Regions from separate parts of the Homo sapiens genome. Here region 2 is linked to region 1. The links are chromatin loops, found by intact Hi-C in ENCODE. Cell type or tissue: Panc1. All regions are shown on one strand. Each heading gives the region's core, and the rest is flanking DNA. Links, peaks and the distances in the headings are about the cores only. Region 1 has its middle 45 kb from the start of LINC02836. Region 2 has its middle 88 kb from the start of PREP.

The links. Hi-C counts contacts between places; a loop is a spot of excess contacts. Peaks named below come from ENCODE experiments on the same cell type or tissue, not always from the same donor. Only the 100,000 strongest peaks of a DNase experiment are listed, where the experiment ranks them.
Region 2: it touches region 1 in a loop (3-fold over the local background); 3 of 110 quality-filtered maps call a loop at or near these places.

Annotation. Positions count from the first base shown.
Region 1 is chr6:105,581,245-105,594,069 of GRCh38, forward strand. No RefSeq gene overlaps it. Among named protein-coding and RNA genes, the nearest start is that of LINC02836, 45 kb to the right of the region's middle. RefSeq lists an enhancer at 9,802-9,851. In Panc1, for the core only: no CTCF peak of the experiment used is centred there; a DNase peak (open chromatin) is centred at 6,397; H3K4me3 peaks cover 664 bases; H3K27ac peaks cover 3,978 bases.
Region 2 is chr6:105,484,576-105,497,400 of GRCh38, forward strand. No RefSeq gene overlaps it. Among named protein-coding and RNA genes, the nearest start is that of PREP, 88 kb to the left of the region's middle. RefSeq lists an enhancer at 11,001-11,070. In Panc1, for the core only: no CTCF peak of the experiment used is centred there; no DNase peak of the experiment used is centred there; H3K27ac peaks cover 2,012 bases.

The DNA of each region.
Region 1 (12,825 bases), core at 2,321-10,320:
GTATTATGCAATGTATTCCCTTTTAATGTAATGAGACCTGAGCTTTTTTCCCCCTTGTTAGATGTGTTAGACAATTATTTTTTCAAGTTTACATAACTGACAGATTAATCAATTAAACAAATGTGGGAGAAATAAAACCCCACATATTCAGGTAAGCATGAACACCTCGGGTTACAAGACTTTAATTTCAGATTCCAAACTCTATTATTCTCAATCCTTCTAGTATCTTCACCCCAATCCTTTTAATACTCAAGAATGCAGTGGACATTGCTTAGAAATTTAAGACAATGCCATGAGGACAGGGGCTTTTTGTAAGACCACTGCTGGCCAGTGTGGCTAGATGAATCTTGTAGCCATTTTTCTTGGAGGGTTTGCCACATCCTCGGAATTGCTGCCTTGCATGCATGACCTGGGTCCACACTACTCCTGGACCTGCAGACCTCTTTTTGTTTTCTCCCTGCATTTCTCACCCCATCTCTCTTAGCTGGAGGCAGTGAAATGGAGGCCTGGCCATCACTTGCTCTCCCCACCTCTCCAGTTGCTCCGTCTATATTTAGGAATCCCATTCATGTACCTACCAAACTTACTCCATTCACCTAAGTGTTTAGGCCTTTAGAGAATAAAACCACAACCACTGGTGCTCTACTGCTGCCTTACACCTGGCCCCAACCCTTCCCTGAGCCCATCAAGTTTGGAGCTAGCTGCTTTCTTGAATGGAAGAAAATGAGGGGTGAGGATAATGCCAGAGACAATATAAGTCAATATCTCAAAAGATAATCAAATCTCACAAACATTTAGGAAGTATGAGAACTGTCTTAAATCTGAGGGGCCATGGGAATGGGGTGGAGGGTGCGAAAAAATAAAAAAAATTGTGTCTGTTTCTAGGAGCTCATAATCTATTAATAGTTGGGATAAAAAAAAATAAACATCTATGAAACTGTCAGAAAACAATGCCAAACTCGAGATCCCGCCACTGCACTCCAGCCTGGGCAACAGAGCGAGACTTCGTCTCAAAAAAAAAAAAAAAAAAAAAAAAGAAAACAATGCCAAACTTTGCAACAGAAATTCAGAGAGGAGAATTATAAAGAGCTGAAATCACAGGAATATTAAAGTATTTTAACAATACCTACTGCCAAATTAATTAGATACTCCCACTGCAATTCAAAAATATTTACTAAGTATGTGCTATATACCAAGCACTCTAGTGAGTCTAGAAACACGAAGAGGAAGCACAGTTTTACCCTACAGGCAGAGAGGGTGATGATGACGAGGGTGATGATGTGGAAGAGAAGAGGGTAAGACATTGGAAAATGCATTTTAAAGGTTGTAGTTTTGAGCTGGGTTTTAAAGAAAGAGTGGAATTTTGCAGTGGAATTATGATGAGAGAAAACACTATGTGCAAAGGCAATGATAGAATTGATCCAGTTTTGAGCCATTCCTTTTCCATCAAGCTTGGGATTGAGTCTTGTTAGTAAAATCAGACAGCATTTGTGGAGAGAAGGGGTGTTTTCATCACATACACCTTGGTTAGAGACCTGTATATAAGACATGAAGGAATACAAAGCGATCCTTTGAGGATGAGACTTGAAACAGAGACCAAAGCTTGCAAAACCATCTACATTATGACTGAAGCAGACAAATGATTTAAGGTCAAAATTGTGTAATACTTATTTGTTTGAATCCCTGTGTTTCAAGATAGGATCATGGTCAGGTTGATGAAACAGTAACTCTGCAAAGGCCCTAAAGGGCTAAAGAAGAGACCACCGACTATTCCAGCAAGTTTGGAAGAATCCATGCTAAGATCATCTTATAGACTAATTCCAGCCCCCGGGCCCTACCAGTAGCCTACTCTTAGCTCCCCTCCCACTTTTTTTTTTTTTTTTCCAACAAATTCCCTGGTTCTTTTGTTTTGTATTTTCCCTTGCTGCAACAGGTTAAATCAGTCTCACTTTTTTCCCTCCACACTACCGGTGTGTTCCTGATGGTCTCTGGACAGAGGGTTTTATTAAATGAGGTCTCATCAAGATTCATCTGAAACCCTTGCTGCTATGGACCAGGACTTGCTGATATCCACAGCTGAGAGCCTTTGAGTCTCCGCTTCCTTGAGGCTACTTAGAAGCCAAGTCTCACTACCAATATGAGCTCCAAATATTTTGTCGAGCCGTTTAGCACTAATTTATTGTGTTTGTCTCATGGATGAAATCTCCCAGGACTTTTTGTTTGCTTTCTCATATTTGTACTTGTTCTCTTGAAGCTGTGCCAAAGTATTAATTAGCCACTAGTCCGCCTATTTACTGTCTGTGTATGGACCTCCACAAGCACAGGGGCTCTTGTCCTTTTGTTGGGGATGAACATTTGTTGAATCATTTGGCACGACAGAACCTAGTAGTAGAATGTCACACTCTGGAAATCATACATTTTTGGCAACATGGCCAAAACAGTAAGACCAGGATCATTATGGAAGTTTGAAACATTTTCCATGTGCCCCACAATCAATTGAAATTTCTTTCTCTTCACTGGAGAAAGCCAGCTACCATGTGATGAGGACACTCAAATGGCCCCAGGAAGAGGCTCATGTAGCGACGAGCCTCCTGCCAACAACCAGCATTAACTTGCTCGTCCTGCAAGTGGCTGCTATGAAAGCAGATCCTGAAGCCTCAGTCCAACCTTTAGATGAGCTGCAACATCATCTGAGAGACAACATCTCAACTGCAACCTCCTGAGAGACACCAACCAGAACAGTCTAGCTAAGCCACTCCCAAATTTCTAACCTACAGTACTCCGTCTGAGAAAATAAATGTTCGTTTGCTTTAAGCCACCAAGTTTGTGTAACTTGTTATACAGCAACAGATAACTAATACAGCAGGTAGCTAATACCAGGACAGATCCCTAATACATTCGATAGCTAGCGTCACGTAGCCTTTTCATTTAATTTGGACATGAATGGCATATCTTTGCCAGAGTCCGTAGAATTGGTCCCATATCTGCTTATTATTAAGGTAATGGTTTGGGAAGCACCACAACCATTGGTCAGGAGTGTCTGCTAATCACCTAGAATCTTGAACCAGCAGAAAGCTGAGGCCTTGTACTGCTTCTTCTAGAAGAGTCCATTTCTGATGATAGCTGGAGCCAGGATAATTATAGGAAGAAGCAGGAACACCTGTGGACACTGAGTGTGTAGTTGGCATCTAAGACGGCTCCTAATGATGAGCCACTTCCTAGTGTTCATGTCTTTGTGCAGTTCTCTCCCTTTGAATGTGAGTGTATCTACTGACTTGCTTCTAACTAGTTAAATATAAGAAAGAGATGGATATCACTTCCAAGATTAGGATACAAGAAGCCCATGGCTTTCCTCTTGCTTGTCCTCTCTCTGTCTCTTGCTGGACTACTCTGATGGAAGTCACTTGCCATGTTTTAAGTTGCTTGATAGAGAAGCCCACTTGGCAAGGAGACGGTATCTCCAGCCAATAGCCAGCAAGTACCTATGACCTTCAGTCCAACAGCCCACAAGGAGCTGACTCCTGCTAAGCCCAGAATGGGATCCTCTCCCAGCTGAGCTCTAGCTAACACCTCTATTGCAGCCTCGTGAGAGACCCTGAGCCAGAGGCACCCAGCTAAGTCATGCCCAAATTCCTGAACAGCAGAAACTATGAGATAATAAACGTTTGCTGTTTTAACTTAGTAAATTTTAGGGTAATTTGTTACACAGCCATAGATAACTATAGAGCAGGTAAAATATTAAATTCTTTTGATTAATTTTTATAACAATAATTTTTGTTGTATTATAATATACAATATAAACAACACTATTAGAAAATAGGTGACTCTACTATGGAGGTTTATACATACTCAATTTGATGGAGACTTAGTCACTGATTATTCTGGGAGTAAGGATATATTGTGGACACTGAGAACATTGACAAATCATTAATTTAGTCCATAAATTATATTACAAATGCCATCAGTTGACAATGACATTTAAATCTATCTTTTTTTTACCCCTTGTTATTATATTGACAATTACCACACCAGTCGTTATGCATTAGCATGAGTATGTCTCCTTTTAATCAGAAGCATATTTATAGTAATACATTTTACTTTAAAAAACTGAACCTCTTGTTTAATTTGTCAAGGTTTTGTTTCTTTTATCATACATTTAATTGGAGAACTACTGAAATCATTTTGAGATCATTAAAATTTGAGAATGCCAAACAAATCTAATTTTTGATATTAGCTTTCAATTTATAAAGCAAGGAAGCAAATCTTTATACTACCTTATGGCCATTTAGAAAACCTACAGTTTAGATGTAATAGACATCATTAATATTTTTATTATCTGGAGCTGAAATTGGCAAAGACAATCAAGAAGAGTTGTTTTCAAAAAGCAAGGAGATATGTTATTAAAGCTACCTCACCAAAAGTCACAGAACTCAGTTAGCTTTCCAAGAGAGTCCTTCAAATACTTAAAAATAGGCCAGGCGCGGTGGCTCACACCTGTAATCTCAGCACTTTGGGAGGCCAACGCGGGCGGATCATGAGGTCAGCAGATGGAGACCATCCTAGCTAACATGGTGAAACTCCGTCTCTACTAAAAACACAAAAAATTAGCCAGGCATGGTGGCACGCACCTGTAGTCCCAGCTACTTGGGAGACTGAGGCAGGAGAATTGCTTGAACCCGGGAGGCAGAGGTTGCAGTGAGCCAAGATCACGCCACTGCACTCCAGCCTGGGCAATGGAGCAACAGTCCATCTCAAAAAAAAAGAAAAAAAATTGAGTAATGTTGTTTAAACTCTTTGGAAGCAGAGAAAAAGATAAATCACTTCCTGATGCACATAGTATTTATGAAGCTAGAATAACTGTGGGAGCAAACCCAACAGAATAAATGGGCAGTTTGATGTCCAACAATGAGGGATTCCAGAGAGCGGGGCAAAGGAGTCTCTCAGAGCAGGAGAATGAAGAGGGACTTCCAGGACATTTTTACTTGAGGATCCACGAACTCTGATCAACTCTCTGCTCCAAAGAAGGGTTCTGTGCTTGCTAAATGTAGTAACTGGCAATTGAACCAGTCCTGACACTCTCCCAAATTAGATGTATACGTGTGTGTGTGTGTGTGTGTGTGTGTGTGTGTGTGTGTGGCTGTGAGAGAGCGAGAGAAAGAGAGAGAGGCAGGGCCTCACTCTGCTTGCTCTGTCATACAGGCTGGAGTACAGTGGCATGATTTCAGCTCACTGCAACCTTGACTTCCCAGGTTCAGGTGATTCTCCTACCTCAACCTCCCAAGTAGCTGGGACTACAGAAGTGTGCCACCAAGTCTGGCTAATTTTTGTGTTTTTTGTAGACTGGGTTTCGCTATGTTGCCCAGGCCGGTCTCCAACTCCTGGGATCAAGCCATCTGCCCGCCTCAGCCTCCCAAAGTGCTGGGATTACAGGAATGAGCCACTGCGCCCAGCCTAGATGTATACTCTTTTCACTTGAGACCCACCTGTCTTTTCACTTAAAAAAAAATCAGATGTTATATTCTGGCATCAATGATAGAATCTCAGATTCCTGTTCTTTATTACAAAACCAAATAAAGTGGGGAGATTTCCCTCCTATAACCCTGAAGACATTCTTATTTCACAGCTACTCCCTTGGCCTGGACTATCGACGGACAACAGAAGTTTCATGGAAACCAGCTAAATAACAAGATAGCTGTGCAAAGCTTTCCTATGTGGTGAAGTCACTTTTATTTAGAAGATAATCAGCTGTTGTCACATCTTCACCTATGCTTAAAAAAAAAAAAAAAAAAAAAAAAACTAGGGTCTGTGCATGAGCCAGGATTAAACTAAGCAGCAAACACACCCAGAGAACTGAACAAAGGAGAGCAAGAAAGGGTTTAGAGATCACATGGATAATTATTTCTAAGGATCGCTGGGTGCTGGGAAAGTGTATTCTAAGGGGATGATACTGTGGGTAATAAAAAGCTATTTCTGGTTTTGTTTGTTTTTAATATATAATCTTCACTATCCAGCTGACTTAGAAAAAATTCATAAGTGATGCATGTCAGATATCAAATTCTATTAAAAACCTAAAACTCAGCTGTGTTCTTTCCTTCTTTCCCCTTATACCCCAAGGCAAGGAATCAAGGCTTCTAGACACCACCGGATGAGTCAAGGTACCGTGGCCCAGACAAACTAAGCACTGGTTCTGTCACCACATAGACACAAAGGCATTCAAGAAACCACAGCCCTCTGGCTTTGTTGCTCCTTCCTTCATAATCAAATCAACAGAGTGTGTTTGTAGAATTCACCCACAACACAAACAGATGCCGCGAAACACCTTGGAGCGGTTGGCCGGCAGAAATGCCCACTGAGCGGGCTGTGATTCACTCGGGAGGAGGAAGGCCTCGGAGGGCAGCCAATCGAAGACGGACCCAGGGAAAAGTCGCTGGGTTCTTACAGGAAGCGATCTAATTATGTTACTGTAATCCTCAAGCTCGCATTTTTCAGCCACCTCAACACGAACTCACAGACTTCAACGATTATGTAATTACGGAAAACTTCACAACAAACATGAAGATTCCTTCTGGAGGCCACATTGAAGACCGGGATGTGCATTAGAGCGTGGGAGGGAAGCACGCAGCTCACAAAAGGAAGAGCAAAGAGATGTATTGAACTTAAAAGGTTACATTTGAAAAGGGGCCCCTACCAGACCTCCCCTTTTGTGTGCACATTTTTTGCACCTGCAACTGTTTGCGGGCTCGAAAGCAATAGCCCTCCCCCTTCTCCCAAGAGGCCACGCTTTCATGCCTTGGCCCCAAATGTGTCATTTTCCTGCCAGGGGGAGAAATCAAAAGAAACCAAGTTTTTAGAACTTTGCTGTAAAGAAAATAATAGTTTTGAAAAGGATTGGAGCCACATTTTCAGGTTAGACACAGTTGTTAGAGAAATGTCAGAAGGAAAACGTTCCTCTTCACTTTCTTTCCTAGCTCGTTGAAGTTCTTCATTTCACTGGGTTCTGGGTGACATCTGTAGCATCCATTTCAGCGCAGTCTGCAGCAGGCTTTTGACTCCACAGCATGTAACTGTCCTCAGACCACCGTGTTCAAAGTCGAGATTCCAAATGGACCTTCCTGACTCTTCACAGAGAAGATGCCATATAAATCATTTCCATTAAAACAAACCTTTGATACCACCAGCGAATTGTGGAATTTTGATAATGATGCTTGTGAATGAAGTGCTGACAAATGGTCTTGCTTTAGATGGTGTTTGTGGGTGGGGCTTGGGTTAGAGCCAGGATCAACCTTGATTTTGGCCACTGATCCATTTCCTCTCTCCCCACCACCCACCTCATATGTTGAGATGAAAGTTACAGCAGAAAGCCTCTTTTGAACCATTATGAACAATTCTATTCAAAGCAGCATCTGTGAATTTTTATAAGACTGGCCAAGATTGGCTCAATTATTTCTCCATTCTCTCCAGGGGATAGAAAGTTTCCAATCAAGGGTTACAATGGAAGCAAAAATGTTATGTTCATGGGAGGTAGAATGCATTGCTAAATAGATGGAAGACAAAATAAAGTTCCTCAGTATACATAATAGCTCAAGGATGAACTTGGTTGAACAGATTAGAGGAACAGATGCAGATAAAATAAACTTCTCTCTCTTTGGTTTAACTTGGGAGACTGAGGATTTTCTATATGGTACAAACCTTGATGAATGTTGAGGATATAGGGGTTCTCATATATCTTATAATATACTAGTGAGTCATCTGGTGAGATGGCTGGAAGTTTTTTTTTTAAGTAGATATAATCTCATAAGTGAGGAGAAAATAAATCATTGTCTCAGCTAGAGAGAGTGATCCTTTTGAACCCTTATATGGTTCAATCTCATTTTAACATTTTTGAAGCAGGTAGGTTTGGGATTTCTGGTTCCTGTAAAGCAAAGCCCATGATGGTTCTTTGATTCAGTTGTCTCCTGGGGAAAATGAGGGAAGAAGGTTTAAGTGGTTTGTTATCAGTGGCTACTGAATTACACCTTTTACACCATTACTTTTTTTATTTATATTTATTTATTTTTATTTTTTGAGATGGAGTTTTGCTCTTGTTGCCCAGGCTGGAGTGCAATGGCACGATCTCGGCTCAGCACAACCTCCGCCTCCCAGGTTCAAGCGATTCTCCTGCCTCAGCCTCCCGAGAAGTTGGGATTACATACACCATTACTTTTAACGACAAAACCAGCAACTACTTTTGCACCAGTCCAATATATGGAGGGATTTACTGATGTATGAAATATGGGTTGGGGGTGATTAGAAGAGAGAGATGGAAAAGCTGGGATATCAAGAATAAAGCTTGTAGGATTAGAAAAAACAGAAGGAGGAAAGATGAGATAAGGTAAACTCAGAGCAAAGCATGAAATAGGAATTATGTTGGGCTACTCAGTGGGAGAAGTGACACGTGTCTCTTAAACATATGCTGGCCTGACCTTACTGGGGTCAAAGGGACAGTCAAGGAACCTGCCCTGAAAATGCCAAGAGGAGGCTGAGAGCCAAAGAAAGCAAGGGTCAGCCTCCTAGGAGGCCGCCTATCTACACAAATGAGTTTCCCAAGAAAGTCTCATTTATTTTAGGTCTCTTCTGTGGAATAAAACAATTCCCTCTTTGATGGGATTATATTTGTGGGAGGGAAAGGAGCAGGAGAAAATTCAGTGTCAAGGGCAAAAGTCCACTAAGATGATTCACCTGGGAGATATTTTTTGGAAGGTCTGATACCCTTAGGAGCTAGAAATCAATATTCAAAGATCTCCCATTCCAATGTCATTTAGGCTGCAAGTATGCAGATTTCAGGGCCTGTAGGGGGAATTTATCCGGTAGTGGAATCCTAACACATCTTTTCACTTTGTGAAGCTTGTTCTATGGGTAAATTTCATACCGCCTTGACTTGTACGAGTACAGAATAGGGGAAAGAGCAGTGGAATAAAACCTCAACATCCCAGAAATAGTTTAATTACAGTTTCATTTAGAGGAGAAAAGGAACAGACACTTTTTTATTTTCTATTTTATTTTTCTTCATTCTTTGAGAAAGCATGTCATTCATTTGGTTTTGTCTACTTCAGTATTCAAAATTCCCCTCTGGCCAGTACTGGGAGGCTTCTCTTCCAAGGAGAGGGCTCTCCCACTTCCTGGGAACAGGCTTTGTGCGCAGAAGCCCTGGAGAGTTCAGCAGCTGGTGCTGGGAAAGTTGGGGATTCAGGAACCCTGGAGCATCAGCAGTAAGTTCAACAAATAAGGTGTACCAAGGGTTTAAAATGTGCTCACCTTCACTTCCAAGCATAAGAAGAGGAGGCATAGGCCGGGCATGGTGGCTTATGCCTGTAACCCCAGCACTTTGGGAGGCTGAGGCAGGCAGATCACCTGAGGTGCGGAATTCAAGACCAGCCTGGCCAAACATGGTGAAACCCCGTCTCTACTAGAAATACAAAAATTAGCCAAGCATGGGCACATGCCTGTAATCCCAGCTACTTGGGAGGTTGAGGCGGGAGAGTCGCTTGAACCCAGGAGGCGGAGGTTACGGTGAGCTGAGATCGTGCCACTGCACTCCAGCCTGGACAACAGAGTGAGACTCTGTCTCAAAAAAAATAAAATAAATAAATAAATAAATAGTGGAGGCATTAAAAAAGATTAGAATAAAGAGATGCTAGAAGAAGCTATCTCTTCTTTCCATTTTGTAGATGCCATCAACCTGTTCTTGAATTGCATTCTTTTTGTCTTTGGGTCATTTCTTTCTCCCTTTATCCCAGCATGAAAGGGAGAAAGGGTGGTGGGTTTTAAGAACTAAAGTTTCTTTTGTAGGTATCTCTAGTCTCCCTCCAGCCTTGTGAATCTCTCAGCAATCCTGAGATGCTACTTAGGACCCGCCCCCAATGCCCCCTTCTGAAGAATGGCCTGATTTATAGACACTCCCTAACATAGTCAGAGGCTATTAGCAACTCTTCAGTTGCCCCACCTTCTAGATTATCTGTCTGCAGTTGGGAAATTCCACTAGCCACTTCCTGAAAACAAACTTTCTACTCTTAAGTCTGTAGATGACAGCTATTGAGTGCCTGGACAACTTGTCTGCCCCATATGCAGTTGTAGAGAAACACCTGAGCCTTTTGGGCCAGCAAAATCCCTCATTCCTTCTCTGCCCTTACCTAGTCCCGGTCTGTTTCATGGATTTTTCAGCACTTCCCCTATCAACTTGGCTATTCCCTGTTATTTGTAAAAGCCAAGTTGATAATCCCTCAAATTTTGCCAGTAAATTGATGCAAAATAAAAAAGTGAATCATTATGGATATACAGTTCAAGTTTTGCTAATCTATCCACAGTATTTATGGAGTGACCAATGTGTCCAGGAAGGGCCTGGTAGAAGAGGTTTTTTGGAGGCTATAAAACAACAACAACAACCACCAACAGATTAGATGCCTGTTGCAAAATTCAAGACAATCAGGAATCAACTAATACAACATCTATATGGCATAAGAAGTCTTCAAAACACCTCATTAATATATTAACTCACCACAAGTCAGTTTATATTCCAGAGTATAGTTTAATCAAATATTGTTTTGATGTAGCTACACACATATCAAATTTAAAAAATATACATTATGACTTGGTATTCATTTATTTGCCACCAAAACTAAGCTCTTGAAAACTCGGTATACTAAATATGTGTATTTTAAAAAGATGTTGCTTCTCCATCACATTAATAGAAATAATTACACTTGAAGAGACATAAATTATATTAGTTTTTTATATTGATGTTTCCGAATCAGAAAAAAAGAGTAATTGAATTAAATCTAATGTAAGGGAACAGCCTTAAACTCTTGGACTGGGGGGTAAAACCAGCAGGCAGATCCAGAAGGAAGGTTTGCAGAGTGTTGCTCAGGCAAACAAGATACAAAGGAAAGAAAGTCCTGGATGTTGTTAGGTAGAGCAGGATATTAATACCTAAGAACATTAGGTCTGAGGAAAGAGTCTTTTTCAAACACAACTACCTTGGAGAAAATTTGAACTGCCATCTCTCAGTGATTCCTTTTAGGATAATTTCCTGTTTGCATGTTTACCATGTGCAATAAAGAAATAGTTCTGTTAGACTTATAAGAAAAGGGGCTACACAGCTGACTACTGAGACCTACCAGCCCTTCCTAGTCTTGAAACCAAACCTGGCCTGACTCAGAAAGAACTCAGTATTAAGGCATCCCTAAAACTCATCTGGCCAAGATCTCAACTTCTTGATTTATGGGTTTCTGCCTTGTAAGACCTGGCCCCTACCCAGGGATGCCTGAGTCACTCCCAGTAACCTGCCTGTTCCCAGGATTCCTCCTGGCCACTTGGTTGTCCTCCCGGTGAGTGGAGAACCGCCTCCCTCTGTTTCTCATGCCTAGTACTTTGTGTTGGGTTGTGTGCCACTGTCTGCCTCCCTAAACCTCTACCTATCCCCTGGATGCTCTTTCTGCATCTAATAATCATAATTCCCACTTATTGAACATTCAGTGTGTATAGCAGGCACCTTGCTGGGCATTTCACGTATATTGTCTGAACTAAACCTCCAAACAAGGCCATGAGTCATATTATGATTCCCATTTTATAGAAGTGGAATCTGAGGCTTTGCAGGATTAACATGCTAGAAAATGTTGAAACTGGGACTCAAACCCAGATCTGTGTATTCCAGAGGTAGTGCTCTTGGTGGCTTTGCTATCTGCTCTGTCTTCAGTTAGGTGGAAATCTGCAGTGGGTCTCTCTCCCCTCAGCAGTGGGCAAGCTTATTCTGGGTCTTTCTCACTGCATCTGTGTTCTGATATATTACAGGCTCCTTCTGACTCGTCCATGTATTTTATAAATAAATGTGCTTTTGTTCATCACAACAGTCCCTCAAAAGACGTCATAAAAGGAAAAGAATGGAAAATTTTGGAAAGGAAGTTTTCTGAGACCATTTACGTGACAAAGAAGTCAGGAAAATGTGGCATTGTTGTGATTATCTTCATCATTTCAGGATCTGAAGTGGTTTAGAAAGAAAGACACTCTGAAAGGAAGATGGGCTTCCAAGGGATGTGACTCATGAGGAGGAATATAAAAGACAGGAGAAAAGTGACTTGTCAGATGGACAATGGGCTTTTATTTGAAGCATATGAAGCCATATGGAAGAATACACCAAGGTGGAAGTTAGGAAGGGAACAAAGAAGATATAAGAAGATGTTGCCAGCTGGGGCCGGGTGAGGGGGTGGGGAGGGGTGGGGAGACAGAGAAAAGGAAATGAGTGAGGAAAGACACAAAGACAGGAGACCTTTGTGTACAAAGTAGAGAAACAAATGCCCTACTTTTAGCATCTTGAAAAGATGAATGAAAACATGAATGAAAATAAACTTCTCTTAATGCTATTTTCCAAAAAACTCAAAGAGCTTCAGAAACTTTCTGTAATGCTGTATATTACCCAGGAGAAAATCTTAATCTTCTCTTCTTTGATAGGCAAAAGATAGCAGAAAAGAGTTTCCAGTCTCATAAAGGGATGATTTCTGGAAAAAGACATGAAAAATGGGTTTCCTAAAAGAGATACCAAAAGTTTATCTCTTTGAGCTTGTATATTACCTCAGTAAGCCTCAAGTAGGCCAAAGAAAACAAATCTAGGCAGAAGAAGGGAATTGGCTTCCTTTTCTGGTTCATTTCACCACATCTCTACAAGGACATGGTCATTTGTGTGTAGCCTTCTTTGGTGCCACTTATCAGCCCTCACATAAAAATCTGCGGGTGACTTTTCCTCTGTCTCTGAGGAAATGCCTATATCAAAAATCTCTGTTTATAATACCAAGT
Region 2 (12,825 bases), core at 3,161-11,160, 96 kb before region 1:
GAACTCAATAAATATTTTCCTTTCTCAAACTAGTGATAGATATAGCCCATTGACTCATTTCAAATGCCAGAGATTGCACTTGTTTTCATCAGTACGAGTTTGCCCTTTATGCCTGTGAGGAGCTAAGTATAAGCCAGTTTCACACACCCCTCCCCTTTTAATTCAGCGCCTTGTCCATATCTCCACACCCCAAAATGAGCAGTGTCTGTACGATCTTACTGGCTCTTAACCTGAGGAAGAGAGACCTGTGGTCATCTCCTATTTAAATGTTTTCTCTTTAAGTGCAGTTTTCCAATATTCCACTAGTTGGGGCTCTATACAAAGGAAAGAAAAAGAAGGGGTTCCTGCAGAATTATTTACTAAGAAAACACAATATATGATACCGCTAAACTATTTTCTGAGGCCCTGGAAATAAGCGCGTTAATTTAATTTTTGTTCCTATATACCAACCATGAAGTTGTATTATATCGCTATATCAGACGTGCTTGCTTTGCTTACATTGGTTAGAGAAGTAAAACCAAGATTATCGCTTTTGATATGATTTGCAGGTAACCAGCTTACCCATTGCGTAGTTATTACAAAATATGAAATTATAAAGTGCGCAATGGAACATTTGCTACGCAAGTGGTAAGACCATCTTCTTTGTAAGATTTTTCTAGGACAGTCATCTTTTAAACCCTTGTTGTTTGATTGAAAGTCTTTCCAGTCTTGAGAATTTGATTTCTGTGTCAGCCTAGGACCAGAGTTTGGACAAGATGATCTAATATCGGTTCCCTCATGAACCGCTGGGAAACTGACTTGGTCCATGCTAACATTTGCTTCTCTCTCTCAGCTTTTACTTACTTTGTGTCAGGTTGAAAGATTACCTCGGACAGTCACAAATAATCCAAGTCTCCCAGTGCTTTGCTTACCCTTGCTTGTTGTAGGTTTGTTTATCCTGTCTTTCTCCACCTCCCCGGAGATCCTTTGGCAAATCTGATAAACAATTCCTTTTTCTTGCTCAAGGCAGAAAGTCCAATCGAATACAATGGGAGGCCAGACTTGGCTGAAATGCAGGCTGCAGGTGTTCTCAGCATTGTGGTCATCTAAACCAGATGCTGGGGGAGTTGAAGCACCTGCTTCCCTTCTCTGTGTACACTCCGGAGACTACCACTCCTGGGTAGGCTGGGCCAGAGAACCAGGCTGAAGTGAGCGACGTACATACTGCAGCATCCTTTTGACAGATAAAATGAGTTGCTCTAGAAACAATTTCTCAAAATTCCCCTTTAAGTCCTCAAACACATACAGGTTGATCTGCTATTCTCTCTCTCCCTTCCCTGATATGACACCACTATTCCTTCAACACACACACACACACATACACACACACACCTGACAACAGAGCCTGCTTCAAGCAGATACTCAGAGACTCAGAGGCAACTTTATTTTTCCCCGGATTATCTAGGAAGAAAAGACTGGCTGTGGACAAGATGGTGATGACTTTTATGGTTCCGATAACAATGAGACAGATGCCAAAAGGCTTGCATAGCCTCAAATTTTATGAACATTTCTATAGGTGTCATAAATCTCTGAACAATCCAGAGAGAACATTAAATCTTCTATCTTGAATGTTGAAGATTAATAAGAGTTCAGGGGAGAAATTGGTCCTGAGGCAAGGTGACTATGTTATAAGCAGCTGCAGAGGTTGGCTCTGGTATTTTCATTAAGATGATTCTAAGTTGTATTATTTCAGCTCTAAATGTTAATAACACATTGACAGCAGGCCTGTGCATGTGTAGCCAAACCCTTAGTTGTATACCTGCACGAGTCAAGTTCCGTCCTTCTGTTAATATTTTTTAAAATTTTTATTTAAACAAATATTTAATTGTTTTGTAGGGACAGGGTCATGCTGTGCTGCCCAGGCTGGTCTTGAACTCCTGGCCTCAAGTGATCCTCTTGTCTCAACCTCCCAAAGTGCTGGGACTACAGGCATGAGCCACCGCACCTGACTCCTGCTATGACTATTTCTATTCTGATTTCAGTGTTTCTTTTTACCGCAAATACTCTTCTGGGACAGAGATAATGCTTTGCATTGATACAGAGGGATATATTTTATCTGTATATCTTTGCCCTCTGTTCTAAAAGTCAGCTGAGAAAGTTTTTGTCTTGAGGATTGAAGCCCCGACCCTGCTCCGCTCTGGAGGTTTCCATGCAAACATAGGCAGTGAGGGCCTAGGCCCAGGCCCCTTGAAGGGGAGGTATATCCTGGACCTCAGTCCTTCCCAGCACCCCATCTCCTCCCTCCAAGGGAAACTTGTCTCTTACCTGAGCCTCTATTGATATCAGAGCTTGAGGAAGCCCTTTAAATTTGCTCCCTGTATCTCTGTAATGCACAGACACATTCTTGTTGCTACACGCCCAGACCAACTCTACATTCAAAATAATAATTTTTCAAAGGAGAGACCTGGGGTAGGTTTGTGATGTTAAAAGATAAAACTTGGACAAATTAAATTTAACAGAGTTTAATTGAGCAAAGAGCGGTATGTGAATCGGGCAGCCTCCCAAATCAGAAGAGGCTCAGAGACTCCAGTGCAACCATGTGGTGGAAGAAGATTTATGAACAGGAAAAAGAAAGTGATGTGCAGAAAACAGAAGTGAGGAACAGAAACAGCCTTATTGGTTACAGCTTGGAGTGAGCCTTATTTGAACATGGTTTGAATAGTTGGCCACCCTTGATTGGCTGAAACTTGGTGATTGTCACTAGAGTAGGTTACGGTCTGTTTACACATCCACTTAGGTTATAGTTCACTATATAGAGAAAGCTTTGGGCTGAATTTAAAATATGTAAGGAGGTGGCTTTAGGCTACACTTAATTTAACAGTGGGCATGAGCGGGAAAGAGGGTTGGTAGGCTGGACAAGAGTGATAAATCAAAAGAAATTAGTGGAGTCGATTTGAGATGAGGGATGATATACGGTATTGGGTGAAAATCGTTTGAAATAAACCAAAGGATTCACAACATATTTTCAAAACAACAAAAAAAGGCTACCTCAGCTCTTTTTTTTTTAGACCTCCTGTCTACATTCTTTTGGAGCAAGGCCTCATTAAAAGAGGGGATTAGAGGCCGGGTGTGGTGGCCCACACCTGTAATCTCTGCACTTTGGGAGGCTGAGATGGGCAGATCACCTGAGATCAGGAGTTCGAGACCAGCCTGGACAACATAGTGAAATCCCATCTCTACTAAAAATGCAGAAGTTAGCTGGGCGTGGTGGTGCATGCCTTTAATCCCAGCTACTCAGGAGGCTGAGGCAGGAGAATCACTTGAACCTGGGAGGCGGAGGTTGCAGTGAGCCAAGATCACGCCACTGCACTCCAGCCTGGGTAACAAGCGTGAAACTCTGTTTCAAAAAAAAAAAGGAAAGGAAGAGGGGCTTAGACATAGTGAAACTAGAGATAGGGAGGATGGTCTGGCAGTGAGAAAGGGAACGGTAGATACTACTCCAGTCTGCAGATGCATTGTGCAGTGGAGTTAGGAATTTACCTGGGGTAGCTAATGGGGTGGTGGGGGTTGTTTAGATGAATATGGGAATAGAGATTACAACCTAACATAAACAATGCATCTTTTATTTAATATCATTGAAACTGTTTTCACTTATCTGCATGACTCTTTCTTTTGTGCCTCTTAATTTGTCCTTGAAGTTCTGTATCTAATCATTAGTTGAGCAACCAATAATTCTCCTTCAGTCCCCCACCCCTTTTTACAACCAACTTTAATCTTTCGACTCGGTGAAAAACATGTTTCTCCTATCATAACTAGTTTAACAAAAATTCTCTTTCAAGTTTAGATTACTCAGATACAATGGCTTTCCCGTAGCTTCATGCTGAAGAATGGAATTTACATTAGAAAAGAGAGATTTATGATAGCATTGAATTTCCATTTGAATATGGAGAATTAATAACATGCATATGTTTTTTTATTATTATTATTTTAAGATTTGAGCTATGCCATAGGCAAAAAGAAAGCTGGAAACTGTGGGGCTGGCAGGGCTCGATGAATAATTTTATCTGGATTTCATTCACAAACAGCAGCTCCCTCCTCGGGAAAGGACCTGTGTGTCTCCCCAGATCGGAACTGGAGTAAGTGCCAGGATTTCCTGATTTGTTTACATTTCTCAAAAAACTTTTTTCCCCCTGGACTAGGACAGAATTAGACTTCCTTTTCCACTTTTGGCTCCTTCCAAGCTATTCTTGCTCAAGGTATTCTCTCCCCTTTCCCCTTTCCCTGCATTCTTCTTTGTGGAAGTCTCAGCTGGGTTCTTTTGTTTCACAAAAACACCGAGAGGCAATGAAAGATGTTGGCGGAAAAATAATGGTCATAATGACAACAATAAGCCCACCGTGGCAGCATTTTCCTGGACACAGCACAGTTTGCCCAATCTTTACATTTAAAATCTGCTGTTCTGTCTCTCACAAATGCTTGGAGAAGATTCTGAGAGGCGCACACGTGACATGTCAAGTGACCTTGCCAAAGTCCTTGTGCCATAAAAGGAGGAATTGAAATCATCTCCTTTCACATAAACCCTGCTGATGAGACCTGTCATTCAGACAGTGAAACATCAGCCAGATCCAATAATGGATCAGAAATGTTTCATCTTTAGTGTCCAGGCTTCTTGGACCTGGGGCTGGGGGTTCTATTCTACCCTGTTATTCTCTCTGTCCTGTTTGGTTTCACTTTCACCATCTTGACCATCTATAATTGTCACTTTTGTCTAAGGCTAGTTTTGAAAGTTTACTCCAAGCTCATTTGTTTGTAAATGTTTTGCAATCTGGGGCTTAATTCCTTTTCTTAACAAGGGAAATGCAGGCCTTGGTCTATGGCCAATCTGAATGTATAAAAAGCAACTAGATCTTGTTTGGGGCCCACAAACAAGAAGTCAGAGAAACGCAGAGGCCTTTTGAGGGAGAGGGCGTAGGGTCATTGAGAGAGAGGTGTACCTCTCTTGTTTATTGACATTTCTATTTCTTTTTTCATTCTCTCTTGTTCCTGAGATTAAAGGCCTCTTTTGACTTCACTAGCTAAGTCATCTCTGCTTTGAAACATGTCTTCCATTCTGGCCCTAGGGACAATTGTGAGAATTGTCTTGGAGCAAACCTATCCTCTCTTCTTGGTCTCCTTTCTCCCATCTTGGGGTCCCCTGGGCAGTCAGTATCATCTGTCCTTTCTGCTTTCCTGGAAACCAAACACAGCTCTCAGCAGAGGATCCAATAACTTTGCTTGCACTGGGGCACAGTTCTCAATGTTAGCACTATCCCAGGGTTATTTGTAATATAACAGAAGAAACTTTAAGGTAAAGGAATGAGTCTCTGATTGTGGAACTTATGCTACTGGGGAGATCCTTGAGGAAGTAAAATGTCTTCAAAGTGTTCTTGAAATCACATGATATTGAGGGTGGATATGGGTCAATTCAGGCATATATGTTTATTTATATCCCTGTGTATACCTATGTAGATGTGTACATTCAGAGAGACATGGCTTATCACTGTCAAGGTCCCACTGCTGCTACTGTATCGACTGATGAGTGACCAAGAGCCTTTTCTGAACCATGTACTAAAATCACTGAGTTAAGAATCAAGACAATAATTAAACTATTCTGAAATGTCCTTTCATAGTTTTCATTCACTCACTGAAGTGACTGTGTGAGTGCCTTCTTTTTAGAAGGCCAAAATAGGCTTCTTCTGACCGGGTGCAGTGGCTCGTGCCTGTAATCCCAGCACTTTGGGAGGCCGAGGCGGGTGGATCACTCGAGGCCAGGAGTTTGAGGTCAGCCTGGTCAGCATGGTGAAACCTGTCCCTACTAAAAATACAAAAATTAGCCAGGCATTGTGGCAGGTTCCTGTAATCTCAGCTACTTGGGAGGCTGAGGCAGGAGAACTGCTTGAACCTGGGAGGCAGAGGTTGCAGTGAGCCGAGATCACACCACTGCACTCCAGCCTGGGCAACAGAGGGAGAATCTGTCTCAAAAAAAAAAAAAAAAAAAGACTTCTTCTATGATCTCCTTCAAAGTAAAGCTGAACAAATGGCCATATTTTTACCTTAACATAAACACACATTAAGATGTATTTAGAGGACATGTGTGCAAAAGGATGGTCTAAATGAACCCTGGCACATTTAGGGACATCCAAGGAATAACATTTTTGTTTTTCCCCCTGTTGGTTTCAGACACGGTACTGTGGGCCTGGGTGTTATAGAAGAAACTGAGGTTTAAACATTTGAGGATTTGAAGAACTCTGTTCTTTATGCTTTCAACTGTCTTCTACGATAAGCACTTATGAAATAAGATGACGTGTTATGTGAAGCACATATTCCGAAATCACAGAATGTCCTCACCAAGGTCTAGAGAAAGATAGAAAATGAGTAATGACATGAGGTCCAATGCAAAATATACCTTCTTTTTTAAAATTTTATTTATTTATTTTATTTTTGAGACAGGTTCTTGCTCCGTACCTCAGGCTGGAGTACAGTGAGTGGTGTGAACACTTCTCATGGCAGCCTCAACCTTCTGGGTTCAAGTGATCCTCCTGCCTCAGCCTCCCACGTAGATGGGACAACAGCCACATGCCACTGTGCCCAACTAATTTTTTGATTTTTTGTAGATGTGAGATTTCACTTTGTTTTCCAGGCTGGTCTCAAACTCCTGGGCTCAAGCAATCCTCCCATCTTGGTCTCCCCAAATACTGGAATTACATGGATAAGCCATCGTGCCTGGCTAAATATACATTCTAAGGTGGGGAAAGCGCCTCCACAAACAAACCAACATGTGAGATGAGAAGGAAAACACCAGCTTTAGGACAATGTTAACAGAAAACTTAAAAATTGTTTAAAGAACATGAACAAAGATGTCAATTTGACAGGATACAACACATTGTATTTTGTATGTGCAGTTACTGTGTGTGTGTGTGTATATATATATATATATATATATATTTTTTTTTTTTTTTTTTTTTCCTGATATATTTCCTATACCACTGGACATTTTTATTTCCAGGTCTTCATTTCAAGAGAAGATCTGAGGCAGGCAGTTTACCTGAGAGGCTTTTCCCTTCCTATCTGAATGTAAAAAAATTTCTGCAGGACCCTCAGATTTCTCTAGTTCTTAAAAACAAGGCCAAGAGGCTCATCTATTTGAAGGGATGGTTAGGCAGCTTGGGGTGCTTCAAGCCTCACCCACTGGTTCTTTGGTCTTATCTCCAGTGGTGACCCAGTTTATTACAGAAAGGAAACCTAGGTTGGCTCCATGACAGCCCCAGCAACCTAGAGGCTGGGGATGCTGAAGATCAGATGGATTTTGGTGTACATGTGCTGGTTTTGTCTTATACCTCTTTAGAAGCCTGAGTAGGCTGAGATGGTGAGCACTCAAGAACAGTCTGAGTTCTGGCAGAAAGCATCACCTTCATAACCACTACTAAAACATTTTTCCTCCCGCACAAAAGGTACACTTGTTTTTCTCTGGGAGCTGGTGATGTTGAGATGCTGCAAAGGGACACATTTTCTAGGCCCTTATTTGTGTTTTCTTGCTGTTTTCTTACATACTGTCTTAATTCATAGCCACAAAGCCATTGTACGTTGAATAAAATATAAAACCATAGCACTTTCCAATTCTATAAACAAATATATTCCTTTAATAATTGCCACACTTTAATGACTTCAACAGTGTAGATAGGTGGGTGAGTGGGTAAGAGTGGATTCCAATTGTACATAAATGGTTTTGAGTTCTTATAAAGGGATTATTTTTGTACTTGGTGCCTGTAGTGTCTCCACTAGGGCTTGAGTCTTACCAACTGATCAACTGTTTTTTCACTGGCCTTTGGGAAGATACCGTAGATGTGTCCTCTGCCCTCTGAGACTGCCAAAGGAGGATTAGGGGAATTACTGGCTGAAGCCATGGTTTCTGTATAGTTTTCATCAGTAAGAGATCTGTAGGATCTCCAGGCATGTGGACTATGGTAATATGAGGTGAGATGAAGGCCAACAAAGTTAGCAAAGCCAGGAAGTATGTCCTATAGGTCTTGATCCAGTCTACATTTTAGTTTATTCTGCAACCAGAACCTGTGTGTGGCTGAATGCAAGGTCTAGGATACATGACCCTGTCCGGGTGGGGGACAGTGAGGTCCTAAGACCCCTTGTAGAATACTGGAAAACAGTTGGTATGACCAACATGAAGATTTGGCTTTCCTGACAAATCCCCACATTCTGCACTTGACAGATGAATGCAAAGGTCTCTATTTCCAAGGAAAGCAAGCTAGGAGCATGTGATCCCTCAAGGCCACTTTGTGATTCACTGGGAAAACAAGATGAAATCATCCCATTTCCAACTATGGAACCAAGATGAGCCTAGGCATTTTTAAGCCATTGGCAGAGCTGTCTTCTTTATTTTCTTTGCCTGACCCCATCCAGCTCTGATACCTCTTGCCATACATAAGCTGGACATATTTAGCCCCCTAGAGAGAAAGGAACATTGGCTGGGACAAAGTCCCTACCCACCACACCCACCCTCCTTGGGCAGTCTTGTTATCTCTCCTTGGAGTGTGTGATTTAGTACCACATGACATTAAGATATGATAACCTGAACTCTCTATTACTTTGGGAAAGACTACTGAGAAAAAAAAAAAAAAAGCTTGTTGGAATAGCTCTGTTGATTATAGCTGTGTGGGGTTATCTTGGAAGAGGATGGAAAATAACCCAGAGCCAAGACTTGTTTTGGATGGCTAAAGTGAAGTCAAAAATAGATGAAGATCCACCCACATGTTAAGAAAATCCTTAAAGTCCTGACACCCAGCAAGGCTGTACTAAGCAGTTATCACCTACTTTTTGTTTTCTGCTTCATCAGCTCTCTAATCCTGCAAGTTTCATTATTAGGATTTCCTGCTATACTTTTAGTTTTCAGTTACAGATTGACTGGGGACTGCCAGTATGTCTGGCCTACTGATGTTTGCTGGTAGATTATCCTTGTAAGAGTTACTATTGTAAGGGAGCATTTTTTAAAAAGTAAGGAAGAGTGGCAATTCAAATAAATTCCACTGCCTCACTGCTTGCCATGGTCTGACAACTATGAATACAACAGAAAGGCTCTTTTGAAACAAACTTTCTTGTTAAAAAAAAAAAAATTTGCAAATGAAACAAAGAAGCCAACAAAACAAAACAAAGCAAAACAAAAAAACACAACACCCCATGGTTGAATTTACCAACCTGAAGAGTTCAGACGTTGCCCAAGTCAGGGACTGGTAATTGACATCCAGTTCAGGGGTTCATTTTCCCTTTTCTCAAGATTGAATGGAACTCTCTTTTTAAAGACTTATAATTTACTGTCTAAAATTGGAACGGTGACAAATTCAAAGCAGGGTAAAAGGAAGTCTCCAAAACAATAGCACTGAAATTATCCCAGAGCTTTTTCAATTGTGAGAATTTAGTGCACCTGAGTTGCTAGACTCACTATAGTGGCAGCATGCCTAAGTGGTATATTTTTTAATCTAAATCTAAGGAGGTGACCTCTTTTGGTAGAATGAACATTGATGGTTTTTTTTTTTCTATTTTGCTGAAAATATTCTACAATATCCCAGGGATTTTCAGGGAAAGCACGCTCTATTCATAAATGAAAATAAGAGCACATATTCCAGTCCTCAGTACAAAGCTTCAAGGACCATTGTTGAGCATTGGCTATTACCAAGTACTATGCTACATGCTTTATATACATTGATTCATTTGGTCTTCACAACAGTCTGCTAGGGGTAGGTACGACTATTACTTCTATTTTACAGAGACAGAAAGAGGGAGGTTAAGTAACTGGTTTAAAGTCATCTGGCTAGTGAGTGACAGAGTCAGGATTTGAACCCCGGTATTCTAACTCTATTGCCATACTCTTAACTACTTGGCAATACCACCTCCTAAAAAAAGTGAGTGGCCTAGCTTCAAGGACATTAGGTCCTGAAGGCCTAGTAGGAATTGAGTTTTGGTGCGAAGCCACTCAGCATGTTCGATTTTAGAAATGGAACCTAGTATTCTACTGTTGAATACGAGGCAGGCCAGGTAAGTTAGGTTTCACTGCATCCTAGCTATGCGGTTGATATTCTCAATTCTATTTAGTTTTATTCCCAATCTGTCTCTGAAAATGATCGAAGTACTTACATGCAAATATACATCCTTCCTTTAGGCCTCTACAGAACTCCAGTCTCATTTCGACTGCCTTCTAAATATCCCTACTTGCTTAAGCCTTCACGCATCTCAAATACCTACACTGAGCTTCCCAGTCCCACTTCAACAGCTCTGCATTCCAACTTCTCTGTCTCCATAGTGGTGTCATTCAGTCACCCACACTCTAAACTAGCTCAGGATCAGTTTTTACTCCCCTCTTTCCCGCACTGTTTCCTGCCTCAACCCCTGCCCCAAGCAAACATGCAGTTAGTCATTAAGTCCTGCTGATTCCCTTTGCCAAATCTGTTCTTTCCGATTCCTGCTGCAACAAATCAAATTTCTAAAACCATATTTTGGAATAAATTTCCCATGAGTTGGCCCACCTTTAGGCTTGCTGTCCTGAATATAGCCACCAGATTAAAGTTGAAATTCAATGCCTTTGACAGTGTTTTTGTTTTGTTTTGTTTTTGTTTTTTTTCCTGTGCTCTTTTGTGTGCCAGGCACTAAGTTGGAGACACATCACTGAATAAACAGACAAGACTCCTGCCTTAAGGAAGCTTGCTAAAGTGTCCAAAATGACTACATAACTTCCCTGGTTAAAGCCAACCAAAGCAGTAAAGTAATATTCAAAGATTCTCTATTTCCTCAATTTAATGGCAAAATCTTGGTTTGGAAATCAAGTTCCTCCACCATTTGGCCTCACTTTCCCTTTTCCCTTGCTCTTCATCAGCAGGTGCTCAGCCTTGCACCCAATACATTCTGTTTATTCTGTTTCCCAACACAGTGATTCTCTCACCTCCCTGCCTTGCCCTTGCTGTCCTTTCTGCTGGGAATAGCTCATCTTCACACTTCTCTACACAAATATTTCTGCTTTCCACCACCGTGGAGTTGTTTGCCTCCACCACGGGGCCAGATCAGGAGATACGCATGTCCCTTACTCACTTCACTGCTGTGGTCAGGTCTTGCCCGGATCTGGGGCAGGAGGGATTTAAATAGTATATAGCCTGACACTTTGTGGTAGAGAAAGTCCCTTTGTGACAATTTAGCCTGTTCACCCCCCTCAGCTCTTGCTTTGGTTCTGAGGCCCATCTTCACCCTCAGTTCTGGTACCTGAGCCTGTGCCTCATTTCTGTTTTCTGCGTCCCTCTTAGGGACCCCTTACCTCACACGTTGAACTCAGCATCCCCTTCATATAATCCTTCCCTTAAACTCCACCCCTATGACTGAGACCCCAAGGTCCCAAAACACTTTTGCAGATTCTAACAGCCTACCTGCCTCATTGAAAACTGGAATATTATGGTTCATTCATTCACCAACAATAAATGTTTACTGGAGCCTTCCTGTATGCCAGGGCCTGACCACATAACACATGGCAAGAACTATTCCCCATTCTCATGATGCTCACTCTCTCATTGGGGTAAGTGGTTAAATAAAGAAGCAAAGTAATTTTGGGGAGTGAGAAAGACTATGAGGAGAGTCAAACGGGCTACTGAGATGGAGGCAGGGACTGGCAGAAGCTGGTTTAGATGGGGCGCTTAGGAATAACATCTCAACTGAGATTGGAACGACGAGAAGGAGCCAGCCAGCCATGTGTAAAGCTGAGTAGTGTCCCAAGCAGAGGAAACTGCAGGTGAAAGATCCTACTGTAATCACCAGAGACCAAGGAGAGGCCAGCAGATCAGGGCAAAGGAGGGGAGAGTAGTAAAGAAAGTAGGGCAGCAGGGGCCAGAGCAGGGGAGACCTTGTTGCTGTGTTCCTGAGAAGTAGTTTTGTTGGATTTTCCCCAGTTGCCAGCTGCCTGGCTCTGCAGATCTTCTGCACTGTTTGTCTGGCTTACGTGCTCCTAGTTCCTTTTGGCTTGATTTGTCCTTCCTCGTTCCCCCTGGACGTGCCCCATTTTGATGGCAGGGTCTTGGATTCCCATCACTGTCTTTCTCATGGTCATTAAGTGGGCATTGCCCAGATAACACGTCCAAGGTAAGATGGTGCCCATCCAAGTTCTCCCTGGTCTCTAAAGCCTAATTCCCATATAAGTTTCTTTAGGACATTTTCCCAAATGATCATAGCTGGAGAAAGATCTAAGGCAGTAGCCTGGCTTGGTCTGAGCCATCACCCAGCTTTCCTCACATGCTCATTTATGCTTTGGTGTCACTTTCCTTTCCAGATTTTATGCCTCTGAAAATAGGAGCTGTCTCTGGTACAATTTTGTTCCACCAGATTAATAGCATGGTGGCTCGTTCTCAGTAGCCATGGAAATGTGTTTTGGAGAATAAACTATTTGTGGAGCTACTTGGCTATTGTCATGAGGATTAAAAATATATGTGAAGCAGTTGGCCATGATGACATGCTCCTCTAGTCTGAGCTACTCCAGAGGCCGAAGCAGGAGGATCTCATGAGCCCAGGAGTTTGAGGCCAATCTGTAAAAAAAAAATTATGAAGCATCTAGAAAGGTACTTGGCACATAATAGGTTCTAAATTAATGATAATATTATGATCATTGTCATAGTTGAGTGACTTTGGGCGTAACTCTTCCGATTTTTTAGTTTAAATGATACTGCTGGATAGAATGATTTCTAAAATGTTTTCTAGCTCTAAAACTTGATCATGGCTTGGATGAACACCTTGAAAGCTCTCAGGAAGAGAAAGAGTCTTTGCCTG